Regions from separate parts of the Homo sapiens genome. Here region 2 is linked to region 1. A link is a loop called in an ENCODE intact Hi-C map of the cell type or tissue named here. Cell type or tissue: natural killer cell. All regions are shown on one strand. Each heading gives the region's core, and the rest is flanking DNA. Links, peaks and the distances in the headings are about the cores only. Region 1 overlaps TEX13D (TEX13 family member D). Region 2 has its middle 110 kb from the start of TEX13D.

Evidence for each region. Peaks named below come from ENCODE experiments on the same cell type or tissue, not always from the same donor. Only the 100,000 strongest peaks of a DNase experiment are listed, where the experiment ranks them.
Region 2: it touches region 1 in a loop (6-fold over the local background); 9 of 110 quality-filtered maps call a loop at or near these places.

What each region holds. Positions count from the first base shown.
Region 1 is chrX:124,334,870-124,345,721 of GRCh38, forward strand. It overlaps TEX13D (TEX13 family member D), which reads left to right. Exons shown (of 1, transcript NM_001355534.2): 1 at 1-1,994. The coding sequence ends at 193. Among named protein-coding and RNA genes, the nearest start is that of SH2D1A, 6.3 kb to the right of the region's middle. In natural killer cell, for the core only: no CTCF peak of the experiment used is centred there; a DNase peak (open chromatin) is centred at 4,422; H3K27ac peaks cover 758 bases.
Region 2 is chrX:124,212,452-124,223,303 of GRCh38, forward strand. No RefSeq gene overlaps it. Among named protein-coding and RNA genes, the nearest start is that of TEX13D, 110 kb to the right of the region's middle. RefSeq lists an enhancer at 4,526-6,286. In natural killer cell, for the core only: no CTCF peak of the experiment used is centred there; DNase peaks (open chromatin) are centred at 5,240, 5,600, 6,100 and 6,400; H3K27ac peaks cover 2,455 bases.

The sequences.
Region 1 (10,852 bases), core at 3,064-5,563:
GAGGCAGAAGGCCAAGAAACCAAAAGTGAATAAAGTCTCGGGATCCCAGCAGCAGGAGAAGCCTGCCTCATTTCCAGTTCCAGTGAATTGGAAATGCCCATGGTGTAAAGCCATTAATTTTTCATGGCGTACGGCCTGCTATAAATGCAAGAAAGCCTGTGTGCCATTTGAGAGTGGAGGACAAACTCAGTGATTTCAGGAAGGTAAGTAAGAATGGACACACTTCAAAGAGAAAGCAATTTCCTAAGACCCTCTTCTGATTAAAGTATAACTTATTTACTTCACAGAAAAATTGAACCCCAAATTATGGAGAAAATTAAATAAAATAATTTATTATCCCATTACCCAAATTAGCCATTTTAAAAGTTGTTTTGGATACACATACATACAAATATATATGCATTTATATTCTCATGTTATTCATTTACTTGAACAGAGATGGACTACTTTTGATTTCTCCTGATTGCATTTAAATTTTGCAGGTGGTGGATTCTGGATGGCCGATGCTGATTGGTTAATACCCTGGAGAAGCTGAAGTCATGAAGCCTTTTCTTTTCCTTTTTGTTTCACTCCTTTTCCTGAAAAAGCCATGTATGTGGCTGGGAGCAGTTGTGTGATTTTAGAGTTAGAAGATATGTTGAATTTTAGGAACAGTACTTTTCCTTGAAAATGCTGTTATTCCTTTGGAAACAAATTTTAGAATCACCACACTTCCTTGAAAATGCTATTATTCCTTTTGAAACTACTGCAATCTTCATGTTTTCTTCATTTTGCTTTGTTGGTTTTATAGGTGAGGTTCTGTTTTTGTATCTCAGCCCCACCAAACTTGCTTGTTGCTGAAGAAGCTGAACCTGTTCCATTAGAAGATCTTCCAAAGCCAAAAGAAAGTGAGACTGACTGCAGACTTACTGGCTGCAGCAGAGAGGAGTAAGAGGAAGTCAGAGAAGAAGAGATGATTTGACACTCATTGGGGGAAAAGGAAGAGCAGAATTGTTTTGTTAGAATTGAATTTTTCCACTGGGACAAGGAATTAACTTGGAAGAGTTTGGGGGGTTGTGTTCAATTCTGTAGATGGTAGCAACTTTGATGAATTTCGTTTAGTTTGTTAAATAGTTATTGTCTAATATGTGTTAGGAGCTAGACTTATAGGTTATTATTTGGTGCACACATCATAATCCTTGTTGCTGAGTTGGTTAGAAGATAGGAGAGAGCATAATTTGGGATACAAATTAGATCAGGGGTATCTTCTTTGCCTTGCATGTAGTGTTGCCTTAGGTAAAACCAATTTAAATAACATCTAGATCCATTTTTGCAGTTTTGTGGGCAATGTGAAAGAGACTTGCATGAAAGGTCTTGAGTAACCAAACTGCTAGTCTCATTGGTTTGCAGGTGAGACAAATAAGCAGTGGCAAAGTTCAGGAAAGTGGTCTTACAGAAGTGCAGGCAGGGCTTTTCTGATTGTCTGCTGATTTCCTCCTTTGAGAGGGACAGATATTTTCCTGGCTGCCAGTAAGCCTGCCTGAAAGACCACTGGGGTGTCTTGAAGAAAGACAGTGCTCTGAGGAGTATTCACTACACACTCCAGCCCTCAGCCTCGGGCTGCCCCCATTCCAAGTCCCTTTCTAGTCAATAGGTGGATGAAGAACAAAATGGATTTCAAGGACAGACAGACAGACATAAGGGCTGTGGGCTATGGATGGTGTTTCTCTTGAGAGGACTAATTGGGTTAAAAATAAAACTGGACAGGGGCGAGCACTCTTGGGAATGCCCCTGGACCCTTCCTCTTTGGCGTGTTCTCTGCAGGCTCCCCCAAGGCAGCTGCTGCAAGGCAAGGAGGGATCCAGGGTAGAGCTCAGGGATGGTGGGTTAGATCTGCCTCCAGTCCAAGCTAAAGATGTCTTCAAGTTTCCCTGTAAGATCCCGCCCAGCTCACCAAAATCAACCTTTGTCAGGGGTTTTCTGATCCTAACTAGTAATAAAGAGTGTGCACTGGACTGCTGTGTCTTCTGTGTAGTGTGTATCTCAGGGCAAATTTTCTCAGAGGTGGAAGCTTAAATCTTCATCTTTCCTTCATCCCACTGAAGTTCAATCTCATTTACTACCGGAGGGGCCTTCCTCTTATGAGGAATTACCCAAGAATTGGGGGCACTTCTGTAGGACCTTCAATCCATCATGATTGTCCTTTCTATCCTCACAGTCCAAGTCCACATGGTCCCGTGAAGGTTAGCATATCTTCTGCTCCAGGGTGGTGGGGCAGGAGGGGTGAGTTGGGGAGGGTGCTTCTACCTAGGCTTGGAGCTCTGATGCCTGGAAGCCAGCCTTCTGTGTACCAAGAAGCCATTTCCCTGAGATCCTGTCTCCCTGAGGTCCCCTAATGTCCCATGAACAGAAACTTTCCTCCTGCATTTCTGCCTTCCAAGTCACTGTCCCCTCTCCCCTATGCATAATCCTATCAAGTTGTTTAGGATTCTGGAAAACAGCCAGGCTGTAGCCTGTCTGCTCACAAGACAAATGTTCCCTGAGGTGAAGGGGAGTGGAGGCTGGCTACCTGCTTGGTATGGGCACAGGAATGGGGACAGAGAACAAAAGTGACCTTGCCCCGCCAGCATTCTCACTTCCCTCAGAGTCATGATTACTGGGAGGTCCTTGGTTACTTTGGAGGGGAGCACTTCAGAGGAAGGGATCCATTAGGGATGTCAGACCCAAAGCTAGGTTTTCTGGATTGGGGGCTGGTTTTATGATACTCATGTGGGCTGATAGCTCCTTGGAATTTTGGGAAGATGGGATACAGATGAGACTTGGACATGTTTCAGCATAATCCATTTTCGTATACCAGCAGGTCATTCTAGATTTCACTATAGTTGTTTCTTTTATGGCTTCAAAATGGACTCTGTTGTTAATTGGCATGCTTTTAGGCCTTTATAAAAACAGACTCACCCTGTGTATAGCTTTTATATATTTTAATATGATTACACAGTCTTTCAGGGGCAACCTTTTTCAAAACAATATGAATCATTGAGGCTGTCAGATCACTACTCTCTTCCAGGCTGCATACATGCAAGAAAAGGCAGCAGGTTTCTGTGGCATAAACCTGGGCTTTGGAGACAGAGAAAACGAGTTCAACTACTTGATCTATTATTCAGTAGCTGTGTGACCCCAAAGAATTTACTGAATGTCTCTGAGCCCCACAAGTATTAGTTCCCTTTCTCTATCTTCAGGGTTCTGCTCTGGATCCTGTGGTCATGAGTGTATGAGATTATTAATCATAGTAAGAGCTACCATTAGAGTGCTTACTATGTGTTAGGTACTCTAAGGACATTGTCCCTTTTGATGACTGTAAGGTATTATAGGTACCCATATTAATAGTTTTCAAAGTGGGTACTATTGCCCCCAATTTACAGGTGTGGTAATACCCAAATTTGGGACTTAGTGAAGCCTGGCTTCAAAATGAAATTTTACTAGTTCCAATGTCTGTACTCTCCATCATATCACACCACCTAAGGTTTTACCCTTACTGAGGGATACATGTGCATTTTAACAGGGATCATAATACCTAAACCCAAAGAAATGACTGTGATGGAGGGAATTTGAGGTATAGTGGCAGTCTGGTGGTTGTGGAGCTGCTCTTTTAGAATATCTCAAATTTTGCCTGGGTGTGGTAGCTCAAGCCTATAATCCCAGCACTTTGGGAGGCCAAGGTGGGCAGATCACCTGAGGTCAGGAGTTCGAGACCAGCCTGACCAATATGGTGAAACCCCGTCTCTACTAAAAATAGAAAAATTAGCCGGGTGTAGTGGCATGTGCCTTTAGTCCCAGCTACTCAGGAGGCTGAGAGAGGAGAATTGCTGGAACCCGGGAGCTGGAGGTTGCAGTGAGCTGAGATCATGCTACCGCACTCTGGCCTGGGTAACAGAGCAAGACTCAGTCTCATAAAAAAAAAAAATTCCAAATTTTGGGATATGTGATCGATAACCCAGGCTGCCACTGAGTAGGGCCATTTATTGTCTTAGTCACCAAGACTGCAAAATAAGGGCAATGATTTAGGCAGTGGGCATGACTTGTGCTGATTCAGCAGACTGGACTTACGAAAAGTTTATATCTGAGTTTAGTATTAAGATAGGACACATCTTGACTGCTTACCTAAAGTCTGTCTGAATTATTCAGTTTTTGTTTTAAGTGAATAAGGTGGCAGCTGTATAAGTCCAATATACAGTATATATATATATATATTTTTTTTTTTTTCCAGTGAGGAAGGAGGGGAAAATTAGATTTTGAAAACTTCAGGCTCATGTTGCCAAACGGGGATGTTTTTTACATTATGGTGCTAAATCTACAACAGAATGGCAAAGAAACACATAACTTCCTTATCACATGCTTTGTAAAGACTCAACACGGAATGGTAGCGGCTGCTTCTTATGTGGTACAGGTGCTGCACAACACTCTTCAGTGGTTTCTTCACTTCTAGCATGTGATAGAGTCAGTGCATCCACTGGCACTAAAACTCACATACACTTAATGATACTCAACAGCCCTAGCCTGTGACCTTATGAGGTTGCTGTTGAACAGATTTTTCTCATTCTCTATACTGTTTATTCTTTGGTGTTTAAGAAAAGGGTTCAGAAATAGTGAAATAGACATAGTAAGTGTTGCTGCACTGGGTATTAATAATCCCAGGAGACCTAGCACAATTTTTTGAGCACAACTCCCTATTTGGTTCACTGTTGGAGGCACTCTCTTCAATGGACTTAAGAATTACTCTACTAGGTCAGATCCTGGTCCGTCTAGGCTAACTTCTCTGGGGCATAAAGCAATTGTGGAAAAGCACCATATCATCCTGAGTGATAATTTTAAAGGTAAGCAATGCCACTAGAAATCTCTAGCTTATTTTATTACTTTACACATCAAGTAAACAGCATTCATTCAAGGCAGGATTGTTATAAGCTGGGCAATATGCTTCACTCTGTGGAAGTGATCGTTATTACCCTCAGTGACCTTGTATTCTATTAGAAGAAATAAGGTAAATATGCACCAAACAGTTCGCAGTCTTTTCATCAATTGTTCCATCATATTTTTTTGCTTGTAGATGCCAGCTTTTAAAATATTCTGTATGCATGTCAAATGACATCAATTAATAAAAGATTGCTTGTTCATTTAAAATTAAGGAAACCTATATAACTATAAAGTTCTCTCATACAAATTCTTACCAAATATAATTCTAACCTAAAAGCAGCCACTTGCCATTTTTCATTTAGGATTTTGGTGAGGATTCAATGAATTCCATTATTATTATTATTACTATTATTATTATTATTATTACATGCAGCCTAATCCCAGCAAATGGACCATTTTACTAGGCTCTTTGTAAAATTGACAATACCTCAAAATCAATATTACCTTCTTAAAATTCTATGAACCTTGGGAACACAATTTCAGGAACAACCTCTGTAGAAAGCTAGTAGTTTTAATACATGTTAAATGCCAGTGAGTGCTAAAGGATTTTAGAGAAGTGCAGTATATACCATTTTGGGTTCCAAAGCTTCCATGATAGCCAGATGGTTCCGAATTGTGTCTGCAGTCTACAAAAAGGTTGCTAGGAAAATTGGCTTTGTTTTACTTCAAAATAATATGTGGTATTACAGCTTCACTTGAGACATTTTCCAGCACTTTGTTGCTTGTGTCTATATCTGCTATTTTAGATTTTACTCTTTATTCTGCACTACATTATAAAAATAATTTAACACAAGGCAGAAACCTACGATTACTTTTGTGGTAGGCAGCATTAAACCATACCCCAGTGTTTATAAAATGATGACAATGAGCTATCTGAGGATTTTGTCTGTAAGTAAAAGTTACAGGAGATTTAATCTCATTTATTTTTTGCTTGATATATATGTTTATTTTGATAGTTTCAGTGAACCATGTTGGTTCTAGGAAGGAAAAAGATTGGACAAGTATTGAAAATTTCATACCTTTACCACTACAATTCCTGATATCGTCTAGACAGTTTTGTAACTTCAGAACATTTATGACTTGCTTTGTAAAAGGCTCATAGTATTTAACTCCTCGCTGATCAATGATTCTAGCATTTTTTTCATGAAATATTTATTACTGAGAAGGAAAAGCAAAATAATGTCAATGTTGCATATGTAACTACAAAATGCATTTAGAAATTCACCACTAGCTGTTTTGTTTGCTGGGTTATAATATTTCATTTGCATTTATAAAACTGCTTAGGGAAATGTTTATAGTTCGCTTCATTCCATTCCTTCGCGAAATTTTGGTATTTGTGATGTATACATCAAAGTGGTCATCTGTGTTTGAAAACATCAGAGATTTCTTTAAAAATGTTCAGGCAAAAATATATAGACAAAATAAGAGTCTCTTGGACTTTAATCTTTTCGATTAAAGCTCCAGTGGTGGAATTTTATTCTTGAGCTTTCAAGAAAGAGAACAGATTTTTTAGATGAAAAGCCGCAGACTCATTTACAAAGACGTAATATTTTCTTGTGCTGATAGCATACCCTGAGGGCCCCCACCCAGGATAAAGAGAGGCGGAAAGAAGATTCTGTCGCGATCCAAAGGCAACTGGTTGATGAGGCCAAATAAGTACATGATGATTTATTTGTGTGTCAGGTGCCAAGGTGTGGGATGTGAAGAGTTATATCTATAAACCAAAATGAGGCAGACCACAGGGTAGACGTTGGTAAGTGATGAATGTGAAAGAAGTCAATGTCAGAAATGATATACTTCTTGAGGCAAATTAGAAGCCACATTCTCTGCAGAGGGTTCTCTCTATAAAGGGAAAAAAGAGGGGGAAAGGAAGGGAGCTAACTAGGTGCCAGGTACTCTTTTAGGTTCTGGGTGTGCTAAGAGGAATATGACATCATCTCTGTCTTCCGGGAGTTCACAGGCTAGTAGGAGAAAATAATATTGTGTATTTGTTAGGCTCCAGGCACACCGCATATACCATCACATCTATCTTCATGGAAAAAGATAAAAACTAATGAGGAGTGGCCTTCATTTGGTCTAGAAAACATTCAAAAAGGAGAATGGGGTGATAAGACCTTATCTGTGTATCCAGGTCTTCCCAGGAGAGAAAATATCCGTATCACTTTAAAAACAAAACAAAACAAACCAACCAAACCCAAACTACTCAGTGTTCTGTTACTTTGGATGGATGAGCTTATGATCCTGTTTCCAGACCCATAAACCCAGGAAACAAAACTTGACTGTGAACTGAAGACCCTTCCAAGACATAGTAAATAAAGAGAATGAGGCTAAAATAGTATATCTGATTTGATAAGACATATAGTTATATATAGACATGCTATGAGTCAGGGCATGGGACCAGTTGACACTTGAAATGTAAGAAGAATATTCTAGAAGTCCAGATTACAGTCGCTAGATAGGAGACTGAAGCCTGAGCAATCCAGTGCAGTGACCTCAGAATTAATGTTGGGAGGCAGAAGAGGATAGTGGTGAAGTGCACAGGCTCTGCAGTCAGTGGCCTGTGTTCATATCCTGGGCCTGACATTGACCAGTTGTGCCACCTTGAATAGGCTACCTAGGTTCTCTGGGTTTCAGTTTCTTTGTCGGTAAAATGAGACTAATAATAGTATTTGCTTCACAGGGTTGTTGATATAAATAAATGAGATAATACATTCAAAGTGCTTAGCAGGATGCCTGGAATATAGTATGCAGTTAACAAATATTAGCTGTTGCTATTATTCCGAGAATGAAACCTCAGAAGCATGCAGAGTTTCAGCTAGAATGAGGGAACTTCCTTTGAGTCACGAAGGAGGCAAAATTCGTGCAATAAAAAAAAAAAAACCTGTACACAGCAGACAGAAAGATAAAAACACTTTCCATCTCGAATAGATTGTGCGAGTTAGAATATAAGTTGAGTTAGATATGCCACTACTATGTCCCTAGAGCCCCATCCTTTCCTCTATCTCAGCTCTTGTTAAGTGAATTATAATTGTCTGTTTGCTTGTCTGTCTTCTTCACTGGACCTATGAGCTACTTAGGGGCAGATACTGTACTTTTCTGTAACCTAAGTACCTACTATAATGTCTGGCATATGGTAGATGCTCATAAGTGTTGGTTGAAATAATAAAAATATTTAAGACAGGCTTAAATAAACACACACAACAACCCTGTCTCTGGCTTCTCACTTAAAAAGGGCATTTAGAAAGATTGGCCTCATAGGTAAACCCAGAGATTATCAAAAGGAGGTGCTCTTTTGTAAAAAAAACAATTTTTTTCTTTAATCATTTTTGTAAAGGAAGTGAATTTTAGTAAGTGCTGAGAGAATGTGTAAACTCACCACAGGTAACACTGTCATAACACTGTCACAGGAGAATTCACACCTATAAATGAGCTAGTGGAAGAACAAAGTTAGTTTTGAAAGGTCAGAGAAAAAGATTTTGAAATGTCAGAGCCACTCTATAAAACTGACCACCCTTGGCATCATTCTTTTAATCTACCTGGGTTTGAGAATAGCCTAGGGCATTTGAAATGAAGACAATTAGCACCTCAGACAGGGCTTCCACATGCAAAATTCTGTCACCTCTCAGAGACCTCAGGAGTTGACAAGTTTGGTTAAGAAGATACTTTCAACCTTGGCTGGCAGTTTTTCTAAAATTTCAATGCTTTTATAATCTGATTTAAATGGCATCTATATTCTAAAAGGTTGTAACTGTGAAGCTCTCTTCCTCCATTCTATGATTTTCCCCCTTAAGTTATTGTAAAATGTCAAGAATGAAAATATTTCCTTTATTGAGGGAGATTGAGGAAACAGGTCTTTGTTCTTGTGCACAAATAAGTTCAATTCATTTCCCCTCTGTTTCTCTCTAAAACACATTTGGCTTTTGTTTAGAGAATAGAATGTTAAACCTAGACGTGACCTTAGGGGTCATCTGGTTCAATTCCATTTGACAGATGGAGAAAATGAGACTCAGAGAGAAGTGATTTAGTGGCAAAACATGGCATATATTTCAACTCTCCTACTTACTGGACTACTGCTCCTTCCAATTCATCTTGTCATTTCAAAGACGACCATAGGCATGTAGAACCAATATTGTGTGTGTGTGTGTGTGTGTGTGCGTGAGTGTAAAAGAGAATTTCAGTATTTTTTCTTTTATTGAGAGCATTAAGTTCATTCATTCATTCATTCACACAACAAATATATATAGCACCTACTACTTGCCAGACACAGGATACAGTGGTGAGCAAAGTACACAAAATCCCTCCATCATGGACCTTACATTCTAGTGGGGGACACAGACGATAAACCATTAATTAAATAATTCTGCTCCTAAGTGGTTTATACTTGTACTTGGGGTCCATTCTTCCTAACTCTTTCTCTGTTGGTGCCTCTACTATCTCCATTGCTCTCCTCTTTCATTTTCTCCCATTTCCTCTCGTGTGTATGGGGAGAGAAGGAAGAGAGTCATTTCAATTCCTCTTTTCTCTACGCTTCAAGCTCAGTGTGAAGTTTTGAATTTGCTAAAGTCAGGTTTAGTACTGGTGTAGGATTAGAGTGAAGATGTCAGTATTTTTCATCAACACTGCACTAGTGGGCTGGCTCGGCTGGCTCAGCTGTCAGCTTGCTTGTAAGATGACAATGAGGTACTGGATGTGAAAGTTGTACTATTACCTTATAATTTATCTGTTTTTTAGTGCAATTTTAGTTGTGCTGAACCCCGTCATACCTGGCTGCTTTGACAGGTGTGCTATTTTAGCAACATGGAACAAAACAGAGAAAGAAAAAAAGAGTGCATGGTACGCTTGTGCTGTCAGATCCAGGTTGCTCTGTTCCTAAGTTTATGGATGATTTGTTCAGAGTTGTTAAGAGACAAAAAAAGGTTAGGTTTTGTTTTCACTTATGTGACACTGAATGTTCTCACAGTTCACCTCACAGGTCAGCTGTTGCTCATATGGACTGATATAAAGGGATCCCTTTCCCTGTCTCCTTTCTATTTGAAATTCCACCATTTTGATTAATTCCTCTGGGCTAACCATTTGCCTGCTCAATATATGGAGAGCCCAAGGTGGACAACCTTTCAAATCCTTAATGTTGGAGTATGCATTCATATATCAGATTAATTTCTTCCTTGATCCAAAGCATGAAAAGGGGTAAGAGGTGGAGTTGGTCAAAAACATGTGAGGAAGGAAGATGATAAAATAATATTGGTCCCATTCCCCAGAGCCATCCCCAAATGTCACCTTGAATGCTTTAAAAAAAAATTCTTAATGCTGAAAATGACTAGTAGGAGACTTATGTTTATACTTTGCATACTAAGGCTGGACACTCTTCAATCAAGAAGAAAAGTTGCTACCAGCTACCACTGAAATCTTAGAGGATTGTTCTTAATCCTAGTAGATGAAGAGCAAATATCTGCCTTTGGTGCAAGTCAGCTCTGTACATCCAATCCATTGGTAAGACATGTGAGGAATTAAGTGTCGTTCTCGCTATTGAGTTCCCAGCCTTGCCATATTCTCAAAGAACTACACACTGAAGTTGCAGAAAGCATATAATAGACGACATAGCTTCAGTTATTTAAATTCAAATTTTAAAAGTACTTTACATAATCTAAAGGTACATGTACAAGACCATTCAGCTTCAGCAATAAATAAAGTCTTACTCTAGTGAAAATGCAGGAAGCTTTGCGGAAATATTACCTAGCACATTTTGAAATAGAAGCAATGTTTTATTTCAGAGAAGAAAATGAAGGTTGAAAGGTTTTAAAATATTAAAGACAGTTTAGCCTCAATCGAAGAAATAACATTTTCTAGAAACAACAGAGAATAAAAGTTACAACAAAATTATCAACAACTTGCAAATGATTCA
Region 2 (10,852 bases), core at 4,598-7,097, 120 kb before region 1:
CATTGGGGTTTAATTTGTATTATTTAATTATTAATATTGTTGAATTTCTTTTGTATAGTTACTTACTATTTGAATATCCATGTAGTCAAACTTATCTGTTTGTGGACCAGGACAATCTCGAGAGAAGACAGGGCAGGCCTTCTATGTAAGATGTTAGCTACAAGAGCACAAATAACCACCTGAGCCATAAGGGCATCAGGAGCAGAAAATGAGGTGACAGAAGGAAGAGCCATGCAGAAAATAAAAGGGAAGGGCATAAGAGACAGATGTTACAGTTTTGCCAAACTTACAGATGATAGATAAAGACTATTACCACAAAGGAGAACCTTTTTGTTACATCATATCGAGGGTGGGGCTGTTTTGTGCAATGAGCACCTGCAATGTTGCAAGTGAAGTTGGTGAACCCTGGTATCTTGGTTGGAGTTGAGAGTGCTGATGTAGCACTAGGCATGGAAACGTTGATGAATTAGTATGAATTGGGGCCTGGTTTGCAATGTGATTTGCATATCTGTGGTTTGGGGTTATGCATGCCGTATATTTACCCCTTTGCCCTGAAGAATAAAATTGGTTGAGTAGTTGAAATTAAGCAATGAGTCTTTGATCTGAAATGGTTTGGTAAAATAAGCAATTGTGTGGTTTTAAAAAATACTGCATATTGAAATATTTTCAAACCTACAGAGAAGTTACAAATGCAGTGCAAATAACTTCCATATCTGTTTCACCTAGATTCTTGTTAACATTTTACTGCATTTGCTCCCTCTTTCTCATATATATATAAACATTATTACATATATAAATAATATATAAACATTATTATATTAATGTGTATATATATATACACATTAGTCTTTTTCTGAACCACTTGAGAGTAAGCTGAAGACATGATGTTCTATGATCCTTAAATATTCCAGTGTGTCTTTCCCCTAGCAAGTCCACTCTCCTAACCTACCAGCATACAGCTCTCCAGGTCAGGAAATCCACAGTGGTACAACACTACCACTCAATCTGCAGACCCAATTAAAACTTTGCCAACTGTCCCAACAATGTCTCCTTTTCCTTTCTGGTCCATGATTCCATCCAGGAACACTTAGTTACCAGCAATTAGTTGTCATCAGTGTCCATCTAGTATTTAGTTGTCGTATCTCTTCAGGCTCCTTCAATCGGAGAGAGTTCCATAGATTTTTCCTGTCTTTCATGTCCTCAACAGTTTTAGCAACTACTGATTTTACATTTTGTAGGATGAGCCACGTTTCCTTATGACTAGACTCAGGCCACATTTTCTTGGCAGGAATACCCTAGAAATGATGCTGTGTTCTTCTTGGTGCATTGCATCAGAGAGCACACAATGCCAACCTATCCTGTCACTGGTAGTGTTAACTCTAATCACGGGGTATATTGGTGTCTGCAGGTTTCTCTAGCATAACAATGTCCCTTTTTTTTCTCTTTGTAATTGATCAGTATTTTGTGGGGAGATATTCCCAGATTATGCCAACATCCTGTTTCTCATCGATCTTCTACCCACCACCCTTAACTGCCTGAATCAACCAGGCAGTTAATTCAGTTATGTTATGGTGGCCAAATATTGATTCTCATTCCCATCAATCTTTCTACACTTATTAGTTGGCATTCTACTGTATGGAACAGAAGGGCTTCTCCTCTGTTCCAGTTATCTATTGCTGTACATCAAGCTAGACCCAAATTTACTGGCTTAAAACAACAAGAATTTAGCTCATGAATCTGCAATCTAGGCAAGGTGATATTTTAGCTGGGGCAGTCAGCTGGGGTTAGAGGATCCAGTTCCAAGGTGGTTCATCACTCACATGACTGACTAGTTGTTGCTGTCTTTTGACTGGGACCTCAGCTGAGGCTGCCAGCCAGAACCCTCACATGAGGCCTTGCTATGTAGCTGCTTGATTTCATCCCAGCATTGGGGTTGAGATTTAACAGCAAGTATCCCAAGAGAGCAAGGTGGAAGTGCATGGCCTTTTTCTAATACAACCTCAGAAGTCACACAGCTTTCATTTCCATTGTATTCTGTTGGTTGAGGCAGTCATAAATATCCATCTAGGGTCAATGGATGGGGACATAGCTCTTACCACTTGATGGGAAGATTGTTAACATCACATTGTAAGAACAGCCTATAGGATAGAATATATTGTGGTGGGTATCTTTGTAGATATAGTCTGCCCTATCCTTTATTTATTTATTATTTATGTATGTATGTATGTCAATATGGACTCATGGAGTCCTATTTTGTATAATTGGTTGCGATCCATTACTATCAACGTTTATTTTGATGCTCAAATTTTCCCAGATTTGACCACTGGGAGCCCCTTTCAAGGTGGTCTCGGTGTCCTTTTGACTTGTTCCCATTATTCTTTGAGCACTTTTTCTTTAGTGGAGGGTGGTATATGAAAACTATTATCTGAGCTCTTGGTGGGCTCATTGCTGCTGGGCTATTATTGCTTGCAGGTGCTCTTAGCAGACAGGGCTGGAAAATATATGTATGTATATATTAATACATACATGTGCATATATACACATATGTACATCTATAACTATTTTTATATCTCTCTGAGTATATATATTTAAAACATGAATTTATACCCAAACCTCCAATTTCAACCCAGAATGTTAACATTCGGTCTGGTCTTCCTCCTTTCTGTTTTTAGTATCTTCTCCAACAGTGAGAAGCCTGCCACTTATCTTCAATATAATCTTCACTTATTTGCTCAATTAATGTAAACAGTCTCTAAACCACATGAGTCTACTCTCCCACCTACCACTTCAACACCCCACCACCAGTGATCTACATTCTCAAACAGGATCAGGCACATTACCAACGAACTTCCAGGTGGCATTCTGTATCGCTTCAGCATCCCATGTCTTTGGTCACCAATAGGCACTCCTCCAGCACATCTCTGCACAGCTCCCCTCCTCTCTGAAACTGGTCAAAATGTGGTACAGGGTCTTCACTTTTTGAAAATCCACACTAGCTCCTTTTTCATCTTTAAAAAATGCAAATTCGATCATGTTGTTCCCCTGCTTAAAACCCCTGAATGACTTTCTGGTCCTTAGGCTAAATCCAAAAACTATAATATGGCCTACAAAACCCTACATCATTTGACATCCTGCCTGCTTCTTCAGTATCATCTGAATTATTTCTCTGGGTTCAGTCAGTTTCCCAGAGTGGAATCTTCCAATCTTCCGCTTGGCATGTGTAACCTGGCTGTCAGTATTTTGGGAACTGAGTCAAGGATGGGGACTGGAGGTCTCAATGTTCAGAAGGCAGACTCCAACTTAATCCCAGTTTTCAACATAGCTTCTCAGTGGGCCCTCAGCTGTGCTTGGTTTAAATGTTTTCTCCCCTGCTGGGATGGAGGGAGGGATTTGGGGGCTGTTTCTTATCATCATGTTCAATCTATCATCCTGTTTTCAACTCCATACCAAAACTCCCACTTTCAGAGATAACTGGTACCCTCAAAACCTGAGCTTTTTGAGGTTTGGAGTATAAACCGCATCCTTGGGTTTTGGCTTTTTCTAATCTGCTAAACCACTCATTTAGCCATTCTCTAGTTTCCATATTTGCACATGTACACGCATGCACGCGTGTGTGCTTCTTGCTTATTATAGCCTCTCCCCCTTTTTCCTTTGTACTCACTGCATTTGGCCTTTTAATCCCCTGTTCTTTTTTTGTGGGATCTCAGGAAGGAGCTCAGATAAGTGCATGTGTTCAATTTGCCCAATTTAATTGGAAGTGAAGTTGTTTTAAATAACAAACACCTGTTTCATTTTAAAGCCAATCCCATGAACAAAAACTGGATTTCCTGGAATCATGAAATATTATAACAAAAAATGTTCATCCAGTCCATTGTTTCTTGTCTTTTTGCTACCAAGTATCTCTTTTATTATATTATATCTACCCCTCACTCCAACCCCACAATTGAAAAGATTCAGACTTCCAAACCTTAGTTTGGGAAACTTTGCTCAAGTCAATGCCCTCGTTTTACAGATGAAAAGACTGAGGCCAAGAGATAGAAGTGATTTGTTGAAGTCTAACCACTAATAAGGGGCCAAGTTAGGATGGGCACCCAAGTCTCCTACTTCCTCTTCTGCTGCTTTTCTATCTAGGATGTGAGATTTCTGACTGCCCCCAAACTGATGGGAGGGTGAGGGAAAACTTTCCTTCTGACTGTGGTTTTTCTTAGCAACATCATTACTGGCATTGAAACATTACTTCTTCTGGTGGCTAAGAGGAAAATGCTCTCCGCCACCTTGAAGGCCACAGGTGGCCAGACATTCTGGGAATCACTGGAGCTTTCTCAGGGCCACAGGGGAACCGTTTGTTTGAAATGTAATAAAGGTTCCTTTACACCAAACGTGGAGAAAAAGCTGCACTGGGAACACAACAGAATCAGCGTGAGAGGTCTTTTCTAGCCACTTAACCAGCCAATCAGCAAGGGGGCGCCTGCTGGGAACTCTTTCCTCTCCTGGAAGTTACCAGGGATACACGGGCTTGGCCCTGAAGGGGCTTCTGATCAAATTGCAGAGACCAGACAGCTTATCGAACAGCTTATAACCTCTCTAAAGGCAGGACCTTTCTTATTCTTATTTCTTGTGGGCCTCAGTGCCCCAGGCCTCCTGCTGGACACATGTTAGTTACCTATAGCTTAATTAAAGCTTCTTTGGTGCATTATTTCCTCTCCCCAAAGTGGAAATAATGAGCGAGTGCTGAGCTGATGTGACCACGTAGCCCCATTCCCCAAGGTAAAGTGACTACATACATTTTGTCTTGGAAACTCACTGCCTTCTGCAGAGTCCTTTTTCACTGGTAAAGGTTAAGTTTTGTTATTCTCCTGGATCTTTTGAAAACAATGCCTATAAATGAGGAAGCTAGCAATAAAACCCCTACTGTTTGTATAGGCTTTGTAGCTTACTGTGATCTAATTTAATCTCCTATCTTGTCTTTTTCCTCAGTGCTTTGTACACAAATGTTATTGATTCCCTCCAGAGGCAGCCATGTGTGGTAGAATAAACAGCATGAGTCTGGAGTTTTAGCACCCACCTCTTCAACGATCTGAGTGCTGTTAGGCAAGCTGCTTCCCCTCCCTAAGCCTCAATTTACCCGCATACAGAATGAGGAAAGGGTTTGGACTCCACAGAATCTGAGGCCTCTCTAGTTTCTCATTGGAGTGCAAGTGCCATTGTGTGGTTTCTGCTGTGGGCGTGGTTGTTCCAAACCAAAGGGCAGGGACAGGATGCAGTCTGCTGATCAGGGACAGAGGAAGAGAGACACAGCAGCTTTGCACATTTGTGGGTCCTTATTCCCTCTCCTTACATTTCCCAGACTGTTTAAGTTCATGATCTCAGGGCAGCGCCTGTCCGCCCCCTACCACACACATCATACTATTCAGAGTTTCTTTCCCAGGGTCTACTTTAAAGCCAGTAGATTTTCAGGGGTCTCAGATCTTCTTATTGCTTGCCCTCTTGACATCTGAGGCCTGAAAAGAATTTGGGTTGCCTGCCTAGGCAGGCTTCCGGAGGCCTCAGCCTTCTGTCTTCCGGGGCTGGGGGTAGGAGGGTGCCAGAGCACAGGCAGTCATTGTTTGGGTATTGACTCAAAGGAGAAGGAGCCACAATGCACAGGAAAAAGGATGAGCTCATGACAGCTAAATGAAAAGATTCTTATCTTGGAAACAGCGGTTTCTTATGCAGAACAAGGGGCGGCAATGTGATTGTGCCCAAGGAGTACATTCAACAACAGGGATTTCAAATGAAGAAGTTATTTTGCATACTTACGGGAGGAGCAATGGGCCAGATTGTTCATTAATTAAAGGGGGGGGGTGCTGAACCCCCTACACACACACACACACACACACACACACACACACACACACACTGCAGAACTTAAATAATTCATTCGCTTTCTCCTCTTTCTCCTCAGTCCCAGATGATCAGCTGAGAGACAAATGTTTTTTCAACTCTAGCCACCTCTGGAGAAAGGATGGGGGAGAGGATGGGGGAGGACGGGAGAAGGGATGTGGTGGGGAGGGGAGGGGTGTCACAGATAACTAGAATGGCAGTGATCTCTCAACCATTTCTATTTGGTGTTCAAATGTATTGTACGGAGCTGGTGATTTTTTGTTTCCTTTTTTTGCACCCAGGAGATTTACCTTTCTAGTTCTGTTTGATTTCACATGAAAGAAGTCTGAGCAAATCCCCACTGAAGACGAGTAGAGGAAAGGAGAGAAATGCAGAGGGTGCAGGTCAGGGAGGCCAGGAATATGTTCTTTGACCACAGTCCCTCTCTTTCCCCAACTCTGACACGTGGTCCCCTGAGGGGAAGGACTAGATCTGTGGCTGTCCTGGAAATTCCGGAATGTAGGTCACCCACTAAATGGGTAATGCCAGAAGTGGAGAGTAGAGTTGTATGTGGTTGCAGGTGGGAGGCATCAACACCGCCCACATATCTTTCCTATCAGCCAGACTGCTCTCCTTCTACCCCAGATCATCTTTTGATTTAGGAATAAGAATGGTTATCATCTATCAAGTACTTTCACATTCATTACCTCTTTTATTATCCCCTCTCACATGTGTTATACATGTGTGCCAGATACTTTCACATATATTAGCTTATTTGAGTTGCTCAGGGACCCTGGGAGATAGCTCGGTATTACTGCTCCTGTCTTAGAAATGAGGATACCGAGGCTCAGAGACACTAAGTAGGTTACCCAAGGTCACACGGCTCAGAAATAGCAAAGCTGGAATTTGAACCCACATCGGTCTTGTTATCAACATCTGTGCTCTAAACTGCTATGCAATGCTAACTCTCCTCCCTTTCCCTCATTCTTCCCTACATCCACTTTGCCCTACTGTTACCCAAAAGGCAAACTTCCCATGTAGTTGGCATTCTGGCAAGCAAAGCAAGGACGGAGGTCTTTCATGAATGTGAGACACTCCTCTCAACCATGCATACCATCATTATGGAAGGCAAATTAAGGAAGAAAAGCCTCATAGATCTCCTCTCTACCTCAGGCTCACAGATAGGATTAACTTCTTTTAAGTGAGGATTATTGAGGTATAATTTTCAAACAGTAAAATTCTCCTTTTAAAAGTGCAAATAAGTTTCAACAAACATATCCTATTATGTCACCACCAACACAATCAAGACAGGATATTTTTATTACCCCAATAAGTTCTCTTGTGCTTCTTTGTGGTCAGTCTGCTCTCTCCATACACAACCTTTGGCAGCCTCTGATCTATCTTCTATTCCAGCAGTTTTGCAGTTTCAGAATGTCATATTAATGGAATCATAGAATATATACTCTTTTAGGTCGACTTCTTTCATTTAGCATAACGCCTTTCTTCCTTCCTTCCTTTCTTCCTTCTTTCCTTCCTCTTTCTTTCTTTCTTTTCTCTTTCTTTCTTTCTTTCTTTCTTTCTTTCTTTCTTTTTCTTTCTTCTCTCTTTCTGTCTCCTTCTCTCTTTCTTTTTCTTTCTGTCTTTCTGTCTTTTCTTTCTTTCCCTTTTTCTCTCTTTCTCTCTCTCCTCTCTCTCCTTCACTCTTTCTCCCTTTCTCTCTGTCACTCCTTTTCTCTCTGTCACTTCTTTTCTCTCTTTCTCTCTCTCCTCTCTCTCCTTCACTCTTTCTCCCTTTCTCTCTGTCACTCCTTCTCTCTCTTTCTCTCTCTCTCCTTCTCTTTTTCTCTTTCTTTCTTCTTTTCTTCTCTTCTCTTTCTTTCCTTTTCTTTCTTCTTTTCTGCAGGGTCTCACTCTTGTCACCCAGGCTGGAGTGCAGTGGCAGAATCATAGCTCCCTGCAGCCTTCAACTCCTGGGCTCAAGCAATCCTCCCATCTCAGCCTCCTGAGTAGCTAGGACTACAGGCACATGGCACCATGCCCTGTTAATTAAACTTTTTTTTTTTTGGTGGAGGTAGAGTCTTGCCATGTTGCCCAGGCTGGTCTCAAACTTCTGGGCTCAAGCTATCCTCCTGCCTTAACCTCCAGTGCTTTTGAGATTCATCCATGTGTTAGTTCATTCCTTTGTATTGCCAAGTAATATTCCATTGTATGGATGTGTCACAATTTGTTTATCCATTCTCCAGCTGATGGACATTTGGGTTGTTCCCAGCTTTGAGTGATAATTAGTGAAGCTGCTATAGACATTTACTTACAGGCTTTTGTGTGAATGTGTATCTTCATTTCTTTTGGGTAAATGCCTAGACATTGGGTTACCGGGTCATATGGTAAGTGTATCTCTAGCTTTATAAAAAACTGCTAATGGGGTTCAGTACATGCTACTTCAAAATATGGCATCTTTGCATTTGAGAAAACAGCAGAAATGGGAAAGTCACTCCCATCTTCCCCCTGCCCTTTCCCTCTGAAGCAGGTCAGAAAACCTAGGAAGGAAATCCAAAGTTGTAGGCCCTCCAACTTTGTTCTTTTGAACAAAATCCTTCCTAGGTTTTCTGCTCTTCCCCTGAAATAGGTCATAGGACCTTCATGTGAGAGGTGCCTTCCCTATACTTGGAGGAAAGGAACAGCCTTATCTCTGAAGACAAAGGGACACAGAATGAAATCTGAACAAACAGAGCTTGCAAAGTTTCCCCCAGTTTGTTACCATTAGATCATACCCTTTTGTCTTTCTATCATATTTCTCCGTGATTGTCCACTCTTCATCAAACCTACTATGAAATATACTCGGGTTTAACTATTTCTTTGGGTCTTCATTTCTTGACGAAGCCTTCCTTGTCATGTACAACTTATATTAAATAAACTTGTTTGCTTTTCTCTTGTTAATCTGGCTTTTGTTACAGGGGTCTCAGCCATGAAACTAGAATTGGTAGAGAAAGAGATTATTTTTCCTCCTCTATACTGTTAAACTGTTTCCAAAGCAGCTGTACTATTATGAACTCCCACAAGCAATGCATAAAAATTCTAGTTGCTCTTCATCCTTGCTAATACTTGGATAATGTCACTCCTTTTAATTTTAGCGATTCTAATAGATGTGTATTTTATCTCAATGTAGTTTTTACTTTGCATTCTCCTAATGATGAATGATGTGAAGTGTCTTTTCATGTGCTTATTTGTCATCTGTATCTCTTCTTTGGTGAAGTGTCTATTCAAATCTTTTGCCCATTTTTTAAAAGCTTTATTGAGGTATAATAGACATATAAAAACTGCACACGTTTAATGTATACAACTTGATGAGTTTGGACATATGCATACTCTCATGATACTATCACCACAATCAAGGTAATAAACATATCCATCACCACCAAAAATTTTCTTGCATTTCCCCCCTTTTTTTGTAGTAAGAATGCTTAACATGAGATCTACCATCTTGAGTTTTTAAGTGCACAATACTGTCTTGTAAACTATAAGCACTATGTTGTACAGCAGATCTCTAGAACTTATTCATCCTTGCTGCCGATTTTTAAACTGGGTTGTTTGTTTTCTTATGATTGAGTTTTGAGAGTTAATTATATATTCTGAATACATGCCTCTTATCAGATATGTGATTTGCAAATATTTTCTTCTAGTCTGTGGCTCTCCTTTTCATTTTTCTAGTCTTATCTTTTGAAGAGTTAGTAATTTTCATGAAGTTCAATTTTCTTCTATTGTTCATGCTTTTTGGAGTCATATCTAATAGATCTTTGCCTAACTTGAGGCAAAGAGAGGCAAAGAAGCAAACTCTTGAGAACAAAGAGTTTTCTCTCATGTTTTATTCTAGAAGCTTTATAGTGTTAGATTTACACTCATGTCTATGAGCCATTTTGAGTTAATTTTGTATATGATACAAGGTAAGGGCTGAGGCTTATTTATTTATTTATTTTTTTGCATATAGATGTCAAATTGTCACAGTAACATTTGTTGAAAAAACTATCCTTTCTTCACTGAATTGCTTTTGCACCTTTGTCAAAAATCAAGTGACCACATATATATGGGTCTACTTATAGACCTCTATTCTGTTCTGTTGATCTATATATTTAGCCTTATGCCAACACCACGCTGCCTTGTTTATTGTAGATTAGTAATAAGTCTTGAAGTTAAAATGTAGGTCCTCCAACTTTGTTCTTTTGAAAAATTGCCTTGGCTCTTTTATGTCCTTTACTTTTTCCATAGAAAGTTTAGAATCAGCTTGTCATTTTCTACAAAGCAGCCTGCTGTCTTTTTGGTTGAGATTGTGTGGAATCTATAGACCAATTCGAGAAGAACTGACATTTTGACCCTATTGAGTCTCTGATCCATGAAAACAGAATGCCTCTCCAGTTTTTTTAGGTCCTCTTTATTTCATCAATGTTTTGTAGTTTCAGCATACACATCTTGCACATATTTTGTAAATTTATTCCTAAGTATTTCATATTTATTATGCTATTATAAATGGTACTGTTATTAAATTTCTGTTTCCAATTGATATGCAATTAATTTTCGTATACTGACTCTGTATCCTATGACTTTGCCAAACTCAGTTCTAGTAGCTTGTTTGTACACTCTTTGGGATTCTTTGGTTAAATGATCATGGTGTCTGTGAATAAAGACAGTTTTATTTCTTCCTTTTCAATATTTATGTCTTCTATTTCCTTTTCCTTGCTTAATTGCTCTGGTTAGAACCTCCAGTACAATGTTGAATAGAAGTGGCAAGAGAAGACATCTTGTTCCTCTTCTTAGGGGAAAAGCTTTCAGTCTTTTACCATTAAGTATGATGTTAGCTGTGGGTTTTTCATAGATGTGCTTGATCAGGTTGAGGATATTTCTTTCTATTCTTAGTTTCCTGAGAGTTTTTTTTTTTTTTAAATCGTAAATGGATCTGCATTTTATCAAAAATTTTTAATGCATCTATTGAGATCAA